Regions from separate parts of the Homo sapiens genome. Here region 1 is linked to region 2. A link is a contact called in ENCODE Hi-C or POLR2A ChIA-PET data. All regions are on one chromosome and are shown on one strand. The core of a region is the stretch at or near the end of the contact, and the rest is flanking DNA. Distances in the headings are between cores, read along the strand shown.

What was found. Hi-C counts contacts between places; a loop is a spot of excess contacts on that map. ChIA-PET counts read pairs that join two places held with the same protein, here RNA polymerase II (POLR2A). Pooled maps may share reads with other maps.
Region 1: a loop to region 2 is called in a pooled map, with 2.2 times the contacts of the local background. The contact joins two enhancer-like sites. A Hi-C loop is called at or near these places in 1 of 50 pooled maps. POLR2A ChIA-PET finds 5 or more read pairs at or near these places in 3 of 52 experiments (H1, K562 and WTC11).

Annotation. Positions count from the first base shown.
Region 1 is chr22:38,411,536-38,415,009 of GRCh38, forward strand. All of the region lies in intron 4 of LOC105373030 (a long non-coding RNA gene), which reads right to left. Among named protein-coding and RNA genes, the nearest start is that of TPTEP2-CSNK1E, 14 kb to the left of the region's middle. RefSeq lists a silencer at 1,322-1,521. Within about 2 kb of position 1,681, at least 3 of the 41 ENCODE cell types and tissues checked have a DNase peak (open chromatin) inside an H3K27ac peak, as active enhancers do.
Region 2 is chr22:38,260,307-38,263,545 of GRCh38, forward strand. The region is part of intron 1 of TMEM184B (transmembrane protein 184B); the gene reads right to left. Among named protein-coding and RNA genes, the nearest start is that of TMEM184B, 11 kb to the right of the region's middle. RefSeq lists enhancers at 1-233, 464-633, 2,018-2,107. Within about 2 kb of position 1,930, at least 20 of the 41 ENCODE cell types and tissues checked have a DNase peak (open chromatin) inside an H3K27ac peak, as active enhancers do.

The DNA of each region.
Region 1 (3,474 bases), core at 431-2,930, 150 kb after region 2:
CCTGTCTCTACTAAAAATACAAAAATTAGCTGGACGTGGTGGTGCATGCCTGTAATCCCAGCTACTCGGGAGGCTGAAGCAGGAGAATCACTTGAACCCGGGAGGCAGAAGTTGCAGTGAGCGCTATTGCACTCCAGCCTGGGCAATAAGAGAGAAACTCCGTCTCAAAAAAAAAAAAAAAAAAAAAGTAAAAAGAAGGCTAGACACGGAGGCTCATGCCTGTAATCCCAGCACTTCGGGAGGTCAAGGCAGGAGGATCGCTTGAGGCCAGGAGTTGGAGACTAGCCTGGCCAACATGGTGAAACTCGTCTCTACTAAAAATACAAAAAATTAGCCAGGCGTGGTGGTGGGTGCCTGTAATCCCAGCTACTCAGGAGGCTGAGGGAGGAGAATGGCTTGAACCTGGGAGGCCGAGGTTGCAGTGAGCAGAGATCGCGCCACTGCACTCCAGCCTGGGCTACAGAGAGACTTCATCTAAAACAAAAAACAAAAAACAAAAAACGATAATTTAAAGATAGTTTGCAATCTTTCTTTCTTTCTCTTTTTTTTTTTTTTTTTTTGAGGCAGTCTCGCTCTGTTGCCAGGCTGGAGTGCAATGGCGCGATCTTGGGTCACTGCAACCTCCGCCTCCCGGGTTCAAGCGATTCTCCTGCCTCAGGCTCCCAAGTAGCTGAGATTACAGGCGCCCGCCACTGCGCCCGGCTAATTTTTGTATTTTAGTAGAGACGGGGTTTCACTATGTTGGTCAGGCTGGTCTCGAACTCCTGACCTCAGGTGATCCGCCCACCTCAGCCTCCCAAAGTGCTGAGATTACAGGCGTGAGCCACCACGCCCGGCCTGCAATCTTTCTTACTACAAAGTCTTTGAAATCCGGTGTGTATCTTACATTCACAGCACACCTCAGTTACACCAGCCACATTTCAAGTGCGCAGTGTGACTCGGGGCTACTGTGTTGGACAGCGCAGCCCGGAGGCTGATCCGGGTAGCCCGGGGGCCACGCTGGGAGCAGCGCAGGGCTGGATCGTGTCTGTGAAACTCACTTTGCAGACTCCGGTGCTCCAAACAAAATGAGGGAACAAAGTCATACCCGGACTCCAATTCTGCCTCCCACTCCTGGCTGTCTGCCCCAAGGTCCTTCCGCCCCGTCCTGGCCACGTGACCTTGGGAGTCCCTTCGCCTCCAGAGCCTTGACCTGTACACCTGAGAAATGGGCGTGGTGACTCCTGCTGGCAGCAGCAGTGGTGCGCGTGGGGACACGCGTGCGGGGAGTCAGGCGCCCCCGGGTGCTCGCGGCAGGAAGGAGTGAAGCCTGCGGGCGGGTGTGGGGGCAAGAACTGAAGCCGGGGGAACCAGACGGGCTCCGGGTGCGGGGGCTCCGCTGGGGCCACGCCAGTCCGCCTGCAGCAGCCGGCAGCTCCGGAGGCGGCCACCGGGCGGCGCTGTGGAGCAGGGACCCCGGGGCCCGCAGGGGCCCGCGGAGGAGTGAGAATAATTAGTAACAGCCCCTGTCTGGGGTGCACTTCCCGGGGGAGGGGAGAATGAGGTCACTCTGGTCCTTCTGTGACAGGAGGGAAAACAGGCGAAGAAGCCCATCCCCCCAACCAACCCCCCCTAATTCAAGTCGGCCAACACTGCGGCCATGGGAGGATCCGGGTTTGGAGTCGGGGGCTCTGGGTGAGGTCCTGATTCTGACCTCTGAGGGACCTCGGGCTGCTCGGCCTGGTCTCCCACCTGTAGACGGGGACACCTGTGCCTCCCTGCAGATGCCGGCTGCAAAGGGGCGTTGCCAACTGTCTGGTGCCGAGCCAGAGTCAGTGCGTGCCTGGGATTGAGAGGCGAACTTTGAGAGATGAGGATAAAAATAACAGCTGCCGATGCTGAGCTAAATGCCTACTCTTCTTTATACTCTCTTAACAGCCGGTGAGGTTGGTATGACTGTTGCCCCCATCTGACAGATGGGGTAGCTGGGCCTCCAAGGTCTGGTGTGGCCTTACCTGGCCCAGCAGAGCGGGACCCTGATTCCAGGGTTCTGTGCTGCCTTGTGACCAGACCTTGGCTTAGACGGGTTCGGATGAACCTTCTCCTGCACACACCCCCACCCATGGCTTTTTCCTCCCTCCCCTCCTGGGCTCTCAGACCCTCTGGCCTTCCCTCCCCTCCCCAAAGGCTGCCAGGGCCCACAGCCAGGACCCCCAGTCTCCCCATTAAGATCAGAAGCCTCTCCATGCCCACAGCTCAGGCCTAGCCAGTGAGAGTGGTCCTCTGGCCGTAATAGTGGTTTCAAGACAGGCATGGGACTCAAGCCTGGCCAGTGTGGCTGGATGTTGGGACTCTGGCACCTAGAGCAGTTGGGAAACCTGCCTGGAGGCCTAGGGGCTGGGAGCCTGGAGCCCGGAGGCCTTGGGAGATTTGCTTGAGTCTTGTCTTCACCTTCTATTTTGTATTTTTCTAGAGAGACAGGGTCTCACTATGTTGTCCAGGTTGGTGGGCAGTGGCTATTCACGGGGCAATCAGACTCGAACTCCTGGCTCAAGCCATCCTTCCACCTCAGCCTCCTGAGTAGCTGGGACTACAGGTGTGCACCACTGCGCCCCACTTGGCTTCCCCTTTAATGGAGGAGCTGCTGACTATGGTCTTGTGCTCTGGAATGCAGCCAAAGCACCTCCAGCTTTCCACCTGCCCGCAACCCCAGTTCTGTGCCCACAGTCTGCCTCCCACCCTCCCGTCCATCTGCACCCCGTCCCCACATTGACTCACCAAATCTAGAGTCTGATCATTGGAGGGTCCCTCGCAACCCCTTGCCTCCTCCAGAAAGAAAGGCTTGGCTCCACTCTCTTTTTTATTTTTTGAGATGGAGTCTCGCTCTGTCTCCCAGGCTGGAGTGCAGTGGCGCGATCTCAGCTCACTGCAGGCTCTGCCTCCCAGGTTCACACCATTCTCCTGCCTCAACCTCCCGAGTAGCTGGGACTATAGGCACCCGCCACCACGCCCGGCTAATTTTTTGTATTTTTAGTAGAGACAACGTTTCACCATGTTAGACAGGATGGTCTCGATCTCCTGACCTTGTGATCTGCCTCCCAAAGTGCTGGGATTACAAACCTGAACCACCATGCCCGGCCTGCCTTTGTTTTTTATCTGTAAAATGTGGCAAAGGGCTGAAAGCCCCCTAGCTCCTCTGGAAGCCAGAAACACCCTGCCCGATGATGGCAGCCCCCTTTTTAATTTAATTTATTTATTTTGAGATGGTGTCTCATTCTGTCGCCCAGGCTGGAGTGCAATGGAGTAATCTCAGCTCACTGCAACCTCTGCCTCTTGGATTCAAGTGATTCTTGTGCCTCAGCCTTCTGAGTAGCTGGGATTACAGGTGCCCGCCACCACGCCCAGCTAAGTTTTGTATTTTTAGTAGAGACAGTGTTTGAGGCCAGGCTGGTCTCAAACACCTGACCTTAGGTGATCCGCTTGCCTTAGCCTCCC
Region 2 (3,239 bases), core at 680-3,179:
CAGCCTCCCAAAGTGCTGGGATTACAGATGTGAGCCACCGCACCCGACCTAATTTGTGTTTTAAGTCACTAAGTTTCTGGTAATTTGTTGCAGCAGCAAGCAGCTTGCAGATGCAAAACAGAGGTTTGAAGGGCTGACGTCATTTGCCCACAATCACCTGACAAATGGTTCTTCCGACTGCCACTGCCGTGCTGTGAAATCCGCAGAACTCTGGAGCCTGACCACCTAGACCTGACCTCCAGCTTTGCCACTGGCTAGCTTTGTGTCTGTGAGCAAGTTACACAACCTCTCCTTGCCTTAGCTTCCTCATCTATAAAATGGGGAAGCAGCCATACCTGCCTCTGAGAGAGAGGGACGGAATAATGAGTGAACACAGAAAGCACTGAGAAGGTCTGGCACCATGTGATGTCAGCTGCCATTGCTCTCCCACTTCCTCCTTCGGCCAGCCTGGGATTTCATGCTCCCAACAGTCTCTGGGACCCAGGTTCTGTTGCTGGGTATTTGCTCTCTTTAAATCTTCTGAGGTCATATTTTCATTCATTAGTTTCAGATCCAAACCCTTTAGAGCTGCAGCCACGAAGTGCTCACTCAGGCGGCTGCCACCCACAGGCCAAGCTAAACTGGCAACCCGTTCACATATATATCCCTGGAATATTCATGCAGCCTGGGAGGGCTTTTGTTCTCTTATTTAATATAGATGGAGAACCTTCCATCTTACCATAACTCGCTGGTTGGGGTCAGACTCGAGCACTGTTCATCTGAACTGACCGCTCTGCTCCCACTCCAGCCGCCTGGGAATGACAACGGGAATGACAGCCGGCCCTCCTGCCTTTGGGGGTTGCCTGGGCTCTCTGAGCTTCTGGGCAGCTGCATTATTGGGGGAGGCTGATCCACATCAGAGCAGGTCAGCAACCCACAGCCTGGCCCTTCTCCAGAGGGGATTAGAGGGAAAGAGCGGCCCCTGGCCAGGCACTTCTGCCTGGTGAGCCTTTTGAAAAGGATCACATGCCCTCACAAGGGGTCAGGGGTCCACAGCTCTCCTTCCGTCTCCCCTTCAATCAACACAAACAAGCGGAGGCCACTCTAGCGGCTCCACATTTCTCCCCCTTCTCCTGGGCCAAGTTCCCAGGAATCTCTCAACCAGGAAAGCAAAATCATCCAATCATGTACATATCTGTCACTTGGGTGGGGGTGCAGAAATAAAGGGGAACAACAAAGAAATCCAAAGTCCCTCAGCGAGGGCTTACTCAATTCAGCCTTGTAATTAGGTTCTTTCCTTTAGTACATACCAGTCCTAATTTTGATGATCTCAGTTTTCTCTCAAATTGAGAACAATGGACCAACGCTCAGCCTCTTTAGCTGGATTGTTGAGCCCCTCTACATGTGACCACCTTTCCAGCCAGCTAAAATCCCACTGGGCACTGAGCGGATAGGTCCCCTGCAGATTCAGCATCCTGCACCCCAACAATGCTACCACCCCATGGGAGCAGGCTGTCTAAACCAGGATCCCTGTACCTGCTCTGTCCCTGTAATCAAGAAGCCTGGCTCCAGCCAGGACACCCTAGATTTCTCATACCAACCTGAATTTCATTCATGCAAACACATTCTGAGTCAGGTAAGCCATCAACCCACCCTGGGTGTATACCCAGCAAAGAGCGCACACGCGCCCCCAAAGACAAGAATGAATTCACCGAAGAGGCTGGACATAACCCAATGCCTGTCCACAGGAGAATGAATAAATAGTGGTATATTTGGTGAACTCCTACGCAGCAGAGAAAAAAACCAAAGGGCCACTACAGGCAACCTGGATGATCTGACAGTGCTGCGGGAAGGCAGCCAGACACCGAGGAGTCCGTTCTGTACACTCTGTGTGTGGGAGGCCCAAACAGGCAGCGGCAGGCACCACGCGAAAGTGCCAAGGTGTGAGTGGTGACTACCGGCGAAGAGCGAGTGGCCAGGAGGGGGCCCCAGGGAGCTTCCTTGGGTGCAGGAACCATTGTGTGGCTTGATCTGGGCAGTTTACACAGAAGCCAGGGAGGTCAGAAGGCAGTGCAGAAGTGGAAACTAAGCTGGCCCTTGAAAGTCAGACAGGACCTGGGCACGTGGAGACTGCTCTGGACGGAAAGGCAGGCAAAGGGAACTATATGAGCAAAGGCACGGAGGTGGGGAGTTAAGAGGGCAGACAGAGGAAGGGGTGACAGGCCAAGTGCGGCTCAAGAAGAGGCCCAGTAAAGAGGGCCTGGGATGCCCAGTGCTGAGTTAAAGTGTATCTTTCTGTCAGTGGGGAAGCCCCCAAAGGTTTCAGAAATCATGACGTGAGCCAATCGGAGCAAGGGTTGAAAATGACAAAGTCAGCCAACAGCAGTGTGTCCAAGGGGCCCAGAGAGGGCTCCATCTCTCCAAGGCCGGGACCGGGGGTCGTATTTACCAAGCAACACCCAAGCCCTCACACTCGGCCCCTTTGTGAGAACCAAGCACATATTTTTTGATTAGTGGTCTGGGGCCTGAGTGAGGCTCCTGTACTTGAGAAGTAGCCAGAACCTTGACCTTCCTACACTGGGCAGGAGGCAAGGTTACAGTCCTTATGTTTTTAATTTATTTTATTTTATTATTTGAGACAGAGTCTCGCTCTGTAGCTCAGGCTGGAGTACAATGGCATGATCTTGGCTCACTGTAAACTCAGCCTCTAGGGTTCACATGATTCTCCTGCCTCAGCCTCTAGAGCAGCTGGGATTACAGGCATGTACCACCATGTCTGGCTAATTTGTGTATTTTTAGTGGAGATGGGGTTTCATCATGTTGGCCAGGCTGGTCTCGAACCCCTCACCTCAAGTGATCCTCCAACATCAGCCTCCCAAACTGCTGGGATTACAGGCGTGAGCCACCGCACCTGGCCCATTTTAATTTCTTGGAAAGGCGTACATTCACCTGCTTCAGCAATCAAAAGGTACATGGGATCTCCAGCAAACAAGCAATCTCCCATGACCAGCACCCCCTCCAGAGGCATCACAATCACCGACTTGCGGTGTCTGCCCAGAGACCCCCTGGGCATAGACAAGCAAAGACACTTTTGATTCTCTTCCCTTTTACACTGATGGCAGCTCCGAGACACACCGCCCAGACCTGCTTCTTCCCTCGGCAATCCACCTTGCTGCTCAATCCGGCACAGTGCGTTGAGCGTCCATCTTATGTATTATGGCCACGCGGTATCCCATGTTTAGACGGGCCATGGTTTGTTC